Regions from separate parts of the Mus musculus genome. Here region 2 is linked to region 1. A link is a loop called in an ENCODE intact Hi-C map of the cell type or tissue named here. Cell type or tissue: gastrocnemius. All regions are shown on one strand.

Region 1 (5,000 bases):
TCCCCAGTGCTGGGACACAGGTGCACATTGCCATGCCTGGCTTTTATATGGCTCTTACATGGCGCTGGATCCCATCTCAGTGCGCATGTGTAACCTCCGGTGCGCACGCTCACACAGCAAGCACTTCACCTGCGGAACCATCTCCCCAGCTCCTTAGTCTTACTGTAGATTTGTACTGTGCCACCAGAATGCCTTCTAAGTTGTGTGGTTTCATTACACTATTCCTTACTTATCATGAGCTGCTAGTGTTTCAGACTGACTGGCAAGGGGGCTGGAGAGACGGCTCAGCAGTGAGATCACCTGCTGCTCCTCCAGAGAGCCCTGCTTCAGTTCCCAGCACCCACAAGTCAACTCAACCATGTATAACTCCAGTTCCAGGCACCAAATGCCCTATTCTGGCCCCGACAGGCACATGCACTTATGTGCACACATCTACAGACAGGTACACACAGGGAAAACTAAATCTTTTTAAAAATGTTTAAATTGAGTGACATACGGGAAATGTAAGCAACTAAGGTATATTTGGTTACATTTTAAATAAAGATTACTAAAACCTTTAAATAATCAAAGACTGGGCTGGAGAGATAATTTAGTGGGGCCAATCTGACAACCCAAGTTCAAACTCTGGGACCCACACAGTGTTAGGAGACAACTGATTTCCTTGAATTGCCCTCTGGCCTTCCCTCATGGGCTGTGACATACATGTACCCACACACATATGTGTAACAAGTGCACACAAAATCAATAAAAATGTAATCGTTTTTAAATAAAAATCACTCTAGCACTGTAAAGATATGTGAAAACCCAAAAGACTATTTGAAGAAAAATACACAAAGCTCAGAGCGGCAAAGTGATTTGGGGTCTCCAGTGAGAGCGTGCAGCTCATTTAACTTCCAACTGGAAAGGAGGCCTCCTCCTCCTCGCCCCGCTGTACGCAGAGACCGGGAGCGGCAGCCAGCGTGCATTACCTGCATACGGGTACTGGTATGGCACTGCATATGCCTGCCCGTTGGCGGCATAGACAACTTGAGTTCCTGCGGGGTATGCGCCGCTGTATGGACCATAGCCGTAGACCTGGAAGGAGACAAAGTCCCATGAGAAACACAGTTTTGAGGGAGGGGCTGGTGAGTTGGCTCAGTGGGTAAAGGCACTTGTCACCTAGCCTGATGACATGCTGTGTCCCCTGAAACTCACATTGTAGAAGGGATGAGTTGAGTTCTAAAAACTGTCCTTTGTTAGCAATAATGAAATCAACATACTTAAGTGAGCAGGGGTGCTGGGGGAGGGAAGGGGAGACGAGAGATGATGTGATGATACATACATGCATACATATATACATACATGTATACATACATACATACATGGGTGGCACCTGACCTCCACAGGTGTGCAATGGCGTATCCTAAATTGGTTAGTGGAGACACTGGTAACTCAGAAATCCCAATGAGTACAGATAGAAAAGGGGGAGGGACCAGGGAAAGTTTGCTCTCTCTGCCCAAAGAGCCAATAACTCCTCTACTCTACACAAACACTAAGAGCCCACTGCAGGAACACCCTATTCCCATCCCCAAAGGTCAGAGGTGGAAGCCCTAACCAGCATGCGCTACAACAGCCTCAACTACAACTACAACAGCTACAGCAAGCCTCCCCTGACCCCCTAGAGTACAGCCAGAAAAGGATGCACGTGGAGGATCTGGTGTAGACCAGATAACAAGGCACTCACTCTACCATGCAGCAGACCGAGGAGTGAGCCACAGAGTCCATCACTGCCGAGCAGAGGCAATCTGCCCTCCCCACCCCTAAGAACCACTAAAGGCCTTGTGGGGGTGGGTCAGCTGGCCGGACACCATGCACCTGTCAGTGGAAGTCGAGCAGTAATGGGCAGTCCTCTCTTCCCAACAAAGTGCTCTAAGGAGACTCAGAGAAAATCTAAACTCCTGAGCTGGAGCCCGGCCCCCGCTGTGGGCTGAGAATCTGGACTCCACCTGGCAAGATCCGAGTCTCTCCATGTTTAAAATGTCAGGGTTTTGACCAATAATCACTTTTAGCACGAACAGCCAAGATCGCAAACAAAATGACACAGAAGAAGGCCCACACTGAGACTGTAGAGATGTCAGATGTGGGCTGGAGTGCAGCTCATTGGGCGGAGCTTGCTAGGCATGCAAGAAAGGCTAGGTTCCAACCCAGCACCTAGGGTGAAAGATGCTAGAATTATCTAGAAAGGACTTGTGTATTGGGCTCTGGTGTATATATGTTGTGCAATGTATGGTGCAGGGGCAAATGTACATGTATAGAAGGTATACACGCCCATGCATGCATGCAGAGGCCAAAAGAGGACACTGGGTGTGCTCGCCCAATCTCTCACTCCCTCTACTCCCACACCTTATTCCCTTGAGATAGCGTCTCTTACGGAAAAGATTTTTTTTCCTGCCACAGTCTACTAGTTCTTTAGAACTTTCTATGTAGGCAAGGCTGACCTCAAACTCATAAAAATCCACATGCTTCTGCCTTCTGAGAACTGAGTCTAAAGGTGCGCACCACCACACTCAGCTCGGGAAAGAACTTTTTCAAGACAGGGTTGCTCTGTATAGCCCTGGCTGTCCTGGAACTCGAAATATAGACCAGGCTGGCCTCGAACTCATGGTGAGCTGCCTGATTCTGCCTCCTGACTGCTGGGATTAAAGGGGTACGCCATCACACTTGGCCCTCTAGAAAGGATTTTAAAGTAATTATTATAAAAATCTTTCAGTTAATAATTAGGAAATGAACATACTTAAATGAAAAAAATTAAAAACTCTACCCAAAATAATAAAAAAAAACATATAAGAAAAACTCAGTATAATACATACTATATATTAATATACAAAGAATACAAGTTCTGGAACTAGCCAGGGTGTGGCGCTGCACACTTGTAACTCCAGATTTTGGGAAGCTAAGAGAAAGTGATCAAGCCTTTACAGCACCCACATGGCTCACAGGGCTCACAACTGCCCTTAACTCAAGTTGCAGGGTATCTGGTGCCCTCTTCTGGCCTCGGGGTGTACTGCATGCATGAGGTGCTCACAGATACCTGAAGGCAAAACACTCATACACACAAAATAAAGTGTATCTTTTAAAAACAGACAGTTACATACAACCATTTGAAAATAATGGGATAATTATAAATCCAACGAACGTGTACTAAATTTTTATGCTGAAAACTGTAAAATGTTGACAAAACAAAAATAAAATAAAGAAAGCCAGGAATAAAAGCAGAGTGACAAACAGAGAAGTCCACGAGGCTCAGAGCAGCAAACACGCCTTCTCTCTAAGCGTGATGCATTGGCTTACAGCAGCTTTGTCAGAAACCTTGCAAGGCTTTGCAGTTAATACAGATAAACGGATCCAGGGCTGGCCAGATGGCTCGTTGGATAAAGGTGCTTACCGCCAAGTCTGCTGGCCTGAGTTTAATCTGCAGGACTCACAGAATGGAAGGAGAGAACCAACTCTCAAGTTGCCCTCTGACCTCTACCTGTGTGCTACAGATGCAGGCACTACATATACACACACACACACACATATACACACATATACCATATATATATATATATATATATATATATATATATATATACATACATACATACACACACACACACATATATATATATACACACACACATATATACATACATATATATATATACACATATATACATACATATATATATATATTATATATATGGTTTTTTGCTTAATTTGAGATAGACTCTCTAGATTAAGCTGGCCTCCTGTGCAGCCATGAAAGATCTGCATCTCCTAATTGCCCTGCTCCTGCATCCCAAGCACTGATCAGGAGTCCAGGTTTGTGTAGCTACCCCCAGTTTATACAGTGCTGGGGACCAAAACCTCCAGCTTGCTAGGCAAACACTCCATCAACTGACCACATCACCAGCTCCAAGAGCTGATCTGTTTCATCTAAGCAAAGAGGAATACTATGATAAAAAGGGAAGCCTTGGAGTGTATTTCTAATTTCCCTGAGACTGACTTAAGATTAAGATCAAAACTACAACCAGAAACAGAAGAAAAGAGACCAACAGAAATGGGAAAGCAGCAGAGAGCCCCGGCTTCCCTCATGTGTATGCTCTGCTCAAACCTCCCTACCTCAGGGGTTGGTGTAGCATAGGCTGCGTAGGGAGGCGGGGACGCGGCCACTGCAGTCTCTTCAGACAGGATTGCTGAACCAACGTAAGCCTGTGGGAGACAAGAGAGCTAGGACCAAGAGCACATTCACTCAGCAAAGAAAAGATCACAAAGACCCTGCTGGAGCAGGGGCAGCCTCCAGCCTCCTAAAACACCCTGAGTTCAGCAGCCAGTCCCGGCTCAGCCCCAAGCCAGAGCGGGGCACTCTTGGCCCGGGAAGGTACCTGAAGCTCGACTGCCTATAGACCAAGGGCTACTACCCTTATCAGTCCATCTGGTCACAATCACAAGTGCACAGATGCTCTTCTGTAGTCTAAAACCTGTGTGTGCCCCAGTGGAAAGGTAAAAAGTAACTTTTAAAAATCCACACGTAGATTGCACTGGGATTTTGCTAACTGCATGGCTCACTGATGTGAAATTCCAGGGCAGGGGCTGTTGGTCAAAGAAGGGGGCACGGAGTGAGCTCTGAGGTAAAGTAGCTCTGGCCAACAAAAGCTGCGACCACTGAGCTTTCGACTCTGTTTCCCACCTGTGCAAATTCTTCTGTAAGCCTCTTGTACTTTCCTATATTTTTCTGTATATATACTGGAAAAATTAGAGTCCCACCTAAGAATGAAAATGTCAACCACAACGATCTTGGGCACGAGGAGGCACTGCCAGGGATACTACAGGATTTATGGTTTCTTAGTATTAGGGATACAGGCAAGGCCAAGGTCGCCATAGCTTTTGAAGCTGAGGGCTAAAGTCTTTTTGGTTGTTTGCGGGGGGCGGGGGGTTGTTTGCTTGCTTGCTTGGTGGGTTAGCTGGTTGGTTTTTCT
Region 2 (5,000 bases), 66 kb after region 1:
TCCGTACTACAGCCCAGGCACCAGCTGAGGAGTGGTCCTTCTCAGACTGAGACGTGGAGGGCTGTTTTGATCTTTCTATCTGCCTTCCTTTCCTTCCCAGGCAGGAGATTAAATATCTGCTACCGGACAGCTCTATGTCCTGGGCTCTTTCTGCTCAGAGGGCTGGTGAGGCTCCTCTCTCCACTGTGTCGCCTGCCCCTGGCCCCTTCCAGGTGGCCTTCATGGTTGGAACTCTGCCCCCCAGCCATTGGCTCCCCGCTTTCTGTTCTGAAGGCTGTTTCTTTCTGCTTTAAGAATAAATGACTCTGGTGCCTAAGGCAGGAGATAGTGTGTGGGATGCATGTGGCCTCCTTCCTGGCCAACCTAACAAAGAAGAACTAGACTGTACATCCCCAAGACAAACAAACAAACACACACACACACACACACACACACACACACACACACACACACACATACACACACGCCCCAGCCAATCCTACCGCTAAGCTGCTCTATATCCTTGTTTGTTCCCCTTTTGGCCTCTCTGGGTGCTTCCATATCGAATCAGCCCAGGAAGGGGTATTTCCCAGGAAAATGTGTAGCATCTCTACCCCAGTGCCAGATTCAGTGTTAGAGGTCTCTCTGCCCAGCGCCACACAGGGATCCCGGCACAGAGCTCTGAGCGTTCCTGGGGACAGCAGACTTCCAACCTCTGGGGAATCATTGCCTCTGTAACAATGACTTTCTGCAGATGACTCTGGCTGCCACACATGTGGGAGAAGACAGGAGGACTCAGCAAGGCCACAGGAGGAGCCAGTCTGCTGCAGGCCAGGAGCCAGCGCACCCTCTGCAGTAGACTGTCGTGCGAAGCCTTGAAGGATGTAGAGAAAGAAGTGGAAGCCAGTGAGAAAGAACAGGGGAATGTACCTGACCAGGGCTCTGGAACTTCGGCTACAGATTTCAGGAAGCAACCTAGATACTCAACATGGCCCAGCTTCCTGCTTTGTATGAATTGAGTGAGGTACCTCTGTCCCTGGTTTCCCTCGCACAAGCACTGAGAAGAAGGGAGGGAGGAAGAGAGGCGGGCTGGCAGGCAGAGCCTCTCCTTCCTCTCCTTCTCCAGTGCTTATAGACATGTATGGATCCTGTTCTGCTGCTGGGAAAGCCACTGGGGGACAGAGGTAGAGACCAGGGTGAGCGGCAATAGAGACAAGTCTCACCGTGTTCCTGCCCAGTGGTGTAGAAGCCTGTAGGCCTGGGAAGGAGGTGTTGATCTTCATTGTTGTTTCCAAGCACAGAAAGCACCCGACAGGCACACTGCTGTGTCTGGCAAATCCTCCGGACTCCCCTGTCTGTCTCCCATCGGGACCCCAGTAAACGGAATCTCCCCTTCATGAGCATCACAAATGGAAGGCTCTACCAAGCTCTCGCTCCAAAACAAACCATTTCCATGCCATTGCTAAACCAAACTGTGGCTCCAAGAGAAACATTTTATAGGGTATCGGAGGTGAACCCCAGCTGCAGCTAAGTTCATTTCTCTGCAGAGCCACCCTCCCTGTGGGTCCCACCAGGTGCACCTGCTCCTTAACCTGGCATTGCAGCAGCTGCCAAAGATAGGGTTCCAGTTGGTGCCTGCCTGGCTCCTTGCCTCAAAGGTGGAAGGCTATCTGGAGGCAGGTGGGGTTTGTTCCACTGCCTAGGTTAATTCAGGACTAAGATAAGCCAAGAGCAAGGGCAGAATTCCTTCCTGTGCCTTGAGGTTCCGACTCGTTCTAAGGGTAGGGTAGAGCCTCCAGGCCATGCCTCAAGCTGAGCCCTGTGGACCATCACAGCCTTTAGCATATCACCCTACTACCCTCCTACGTCCTGTATGCCTCTCTCATGTGGAGTGGTGGCACCTTCCCACCAAGCTGTCCCTGAGCACCGGAAGTGGTGGGAGGGTGTGTTCAGAGTGGCTGCTGCAAGTCAGGCAGCAGAAGCTCTGCCCTAGGAGACTGACTGGCACTTTTTAAGGCCTAAAATAACAAAAATCTCGGTATCACGTGCAGAGGAGCCCAGATACCCTCTACGGGCCTCTTGCTGCACCCACACAATACATGCCCTGCCCTCCCATGCACACCCTTTCCAGACAGCCTCCGCCAGCAGGTCAGAGCTCCTCTGCATCTTAAGAGAGACCCGCCATGTTGTCCCACCCCCCTCCTTCCCAGCCTCTAGGGCAGATGAAAGGTCTTTTGGGCACGTGTGCCACCACGCCCCTCTGCTACCCTCAGGATGGCATCCCCGGGGGTGGAGGGGAATCCCCAGACCGGCCTTGAAAAAGAGCACATGGGGATAATGAGAGTCGTCGTCTCCCCATCCCCCACGTTCGTGCGGTGACAGCAGCTGGAAGGTGCCACTCACCCTGCGCGGTTCCCCCGCGGTGCCGGGCGCGCGCAGCTCAGCGGAAGGCCAGTAGGAATATCAGCACGGCGTTGATGAGGACCAGCAACGCCAGCACAGCGGAGACCACCACGCGCTGGGCGCCCGGGGGCAAGTTGCAGCGCAGCAGGGCGCGCAGGGCACCACCAGGCGTTGCGGGGCCACGCCGGGGCTGCGGAGGCCTGGCCATCACGCCCGGCCAACCTCCGGGCTCCTATCGCCGGGAGATCCCAGCTCAAGGCTGGAGCCGGAGGCGCCGGAAAGGAGGCGGAGCTGCCTGCGCTCACCCTCCTAGCTCCTCCCTCACAGCTCGCTGAGTGTGCTGCAACCCAGGCTTTAGGGGAAGCAGGGTGAAGGTGCTGCAGAGGGGGTGGGTGGGAGGGGACTTGTTAAAGTCGCCTTGCTGCTAATTGCTGCAGCTCTGGGTGCTGTGTGATCTGCCCAGGGTGCTTCCCTGGAAGGGGGTCAAAGACTAATGTCCCGCACAATGTTTCTTCCTGGCTTTGGCCTGACCAGATACACAGATGACCATGGAAATCCTGGAGGGGGTGGGTGTACCCTGGGACTTAGACTCAGGAAGTCCCTGAGTCTAATAATGTGTGGCAAGATTGCTATGTGCAAGGGTAGCCCAGTTGTTTTGTCACACAGTCCAGACTGGCTTAAAATTCACTTCTCTTATATAGATGACCTTGAACTTCTCATCTTCCTACCTCTGGCTCCTCAGAGCTAGGATTGCGTGTATGTGCTGCCCATGCTAGGTTTATATGGCTCTGGGGCTCTAAGGCTATCATCTAGCATTCACAGATGAGTAAGTGTGCCTCTGAAACATCAGACAATTAGTTGTTACACATTCACCCAGCAAAACAGTGCTGAGAAGACTTAGTAAACACACAACTCACACACAGTTCTCAAAAACGTTCCAGAAACATACAGGATTCACAAGGCTCCTCCCCAGGGTCATATAAGGAATAACAACTGCCGAGGATAAGAGACTCTCTGACCACTGGGCTGCCAAAAGTCCTGTAGAGAGCTTCAGGAATGAATCCAGGGAGTCATCACACATGCTGGGCCTTTAGGTCATGCACCTGCTTTTGAGCCAATTATGCTCACTGATAACTATGCTAGACTAGGGTTTCTTTGTTTTGTTCTCGGTATCCCATCTGAGGTGAGTATATGTTTGCTTGCCTCAGATCCAGGGTATGCCAGACCCAGATAGGCCCAGACCCAGCTGTGGGCATGAGCTTCACCTCATGATTGAAACAGACTCATCTGGAGCATGAAATAGGACAAAAGGCCCTTGCATTTGAGCCAGGTTAAGAATACCACCCTGCCCAGGGACTCCTACCTTTTTGAACCCCAAGAGCTCAGGGTATGACTGGGACAACTCTGTGGGTTACATAAATCCAAAAAAAAAAAAAAAAAAAAAAAAGGCTTGAGTTTAAAGGCTCAGCCCCCCCCCCCCCAGAAGTGGCCCCTAGGCTGGAGTATCAAGGTGGCAAGACTAACAAGAGAGAGCTGAAGGGAGACATGGATGTTTGAGGTGGGTGAGGCTGGGCCCCAAGTTCTATAGTTTAGGGTAATACTAGAAATGAAGAAGAACTGCTTTACAAGTGTGGCCACCATCTGGCTTTGCAGTCTGGGCTCCTAGGGCATCAGTGGTCTGAGGGTCTTACAGATGTTCCTTTCCTGTCTCGGCGAACAATCAAGGCAGTTGGTTTATCCAACAAGGGTGAGCACAAGACAATGAGGCACCAACAGATATTGTGCTCCTCCTTCAGGCTGGGAAGCATGAGAACCAGGCCAGGTCTAGTATGTCTATCATCACAGGAGTCCTGTGGGACAACAAAGACACTTGGAGCCAGAGAACAGCTGACTCTATAGTGGGCTGGTCTTGGGTCCTTTGGGACCCTCACACGTGCCACAAAGTGCCAGGGGGAGAGGTGCGGAGCACCTTTGGGAGACCCAGTGTCTGCTACAAGTTCGAATCCCACTGCTTTGCAGATCTTATAATTGGCAGCCCTCTTGTCTGCACTTTAAGTTTGGAGGATGATTTCTGTGGCTTTCCTCTAGTGTCTGTCTGCTTCTAGTTTGGGCATTGAGCGGCATGACCTAGAAGCTGTGTGTACTCTTCATCCACCTCAGAGCAGATCCCATCAGCTGTGTGTGCATGTAACAAAGGGAACCATGGCATTCCAATGGTCTCATCTGTGTGGGCATCAGCTGGAGCCAGAAGGAATTCTTAGCCATGGCCTGGCCCAGAGGATACAGGCAGCCATGCACAGGTAGTAAGGTGTTTGCACCTTAGGTCTCCCCTCTACCTCTCCCTAGATTGCACACACCAATAGAACTGAAGCATGGGGAGATGAGGCCACGCTGGGTGATGGTAGAAAGGGAGGGAGATCTAAAGATCCACAGACAAACATCGCCTACTTTTGCCAGTCAGGGAAAAATCCTCCCACTGAGGATGGACTCGGGCCAGGTAACAGGCATTACAGCCAATGCTAGCATGGCTGGGCAGGGTAGGAAGCACAGGCATGCCCAGGCCTAAGCCATGGGCATCTGGAGAAGGCTCTACACAGGACAGTGCTGTAGGAGAGAGC

The links. A loop is a pair of places that touch in the nucleus more often than their neighbours do. Peaks named below come from ENCODE experiments on the same cell type or tissue, not always from the same donor. Only the 100,000 strongest peaks of a DNase experiment are listed, where the experiment ranks them.
Region 2: it touches region 1 in a loop (2.6-fold over the local background); 12 of 42 quality-filtered maps call a loop at or near these places.

What each region holds. Positions count from the first base shown.
Region 1 is chr1:34,865,374-34,870,373 of GRCm38, reverse strand. It overlaps Plekhb2 (pleckstrin homology domain containing, family B (evectins) member 2), which reads right to left. Exons shown (of 8, transcript NM_145516.2): 6 at 4,144-4,233; 7 at 969-1,074. Among named protein-coding and RNA genes, the nearest start is that of Plekhb2, 18 kb to the right of the region's middle. In gastrocnemius, a CTCF peak has its summit at 2,991 (motif pointing left); DNase peaks (open chromatin) are centred at 3,008 and 3,405.
Region 2 is chr1:34,799,384-34,804,383 of GRCm38, reverse strand. The region is part of intron 5 of Arhgef4 (Rho guanine nucleotide exchange factor (GEF) 4); the gene reads right to left. Among named protein-coding and RNA genes, the nearest start is that of Gm32790, 9.3 kb to the right of the region's middle. In gastrocnemius, no CTCF peak of the experiment used is centred here; DNase peaks (open chromatin) are centred at 1,638, 1,904, 2,386, 2,588 and 1 more place; H3K4me3 peaks cover 1,285 bases; H3K27ac peaks cover 862 bases.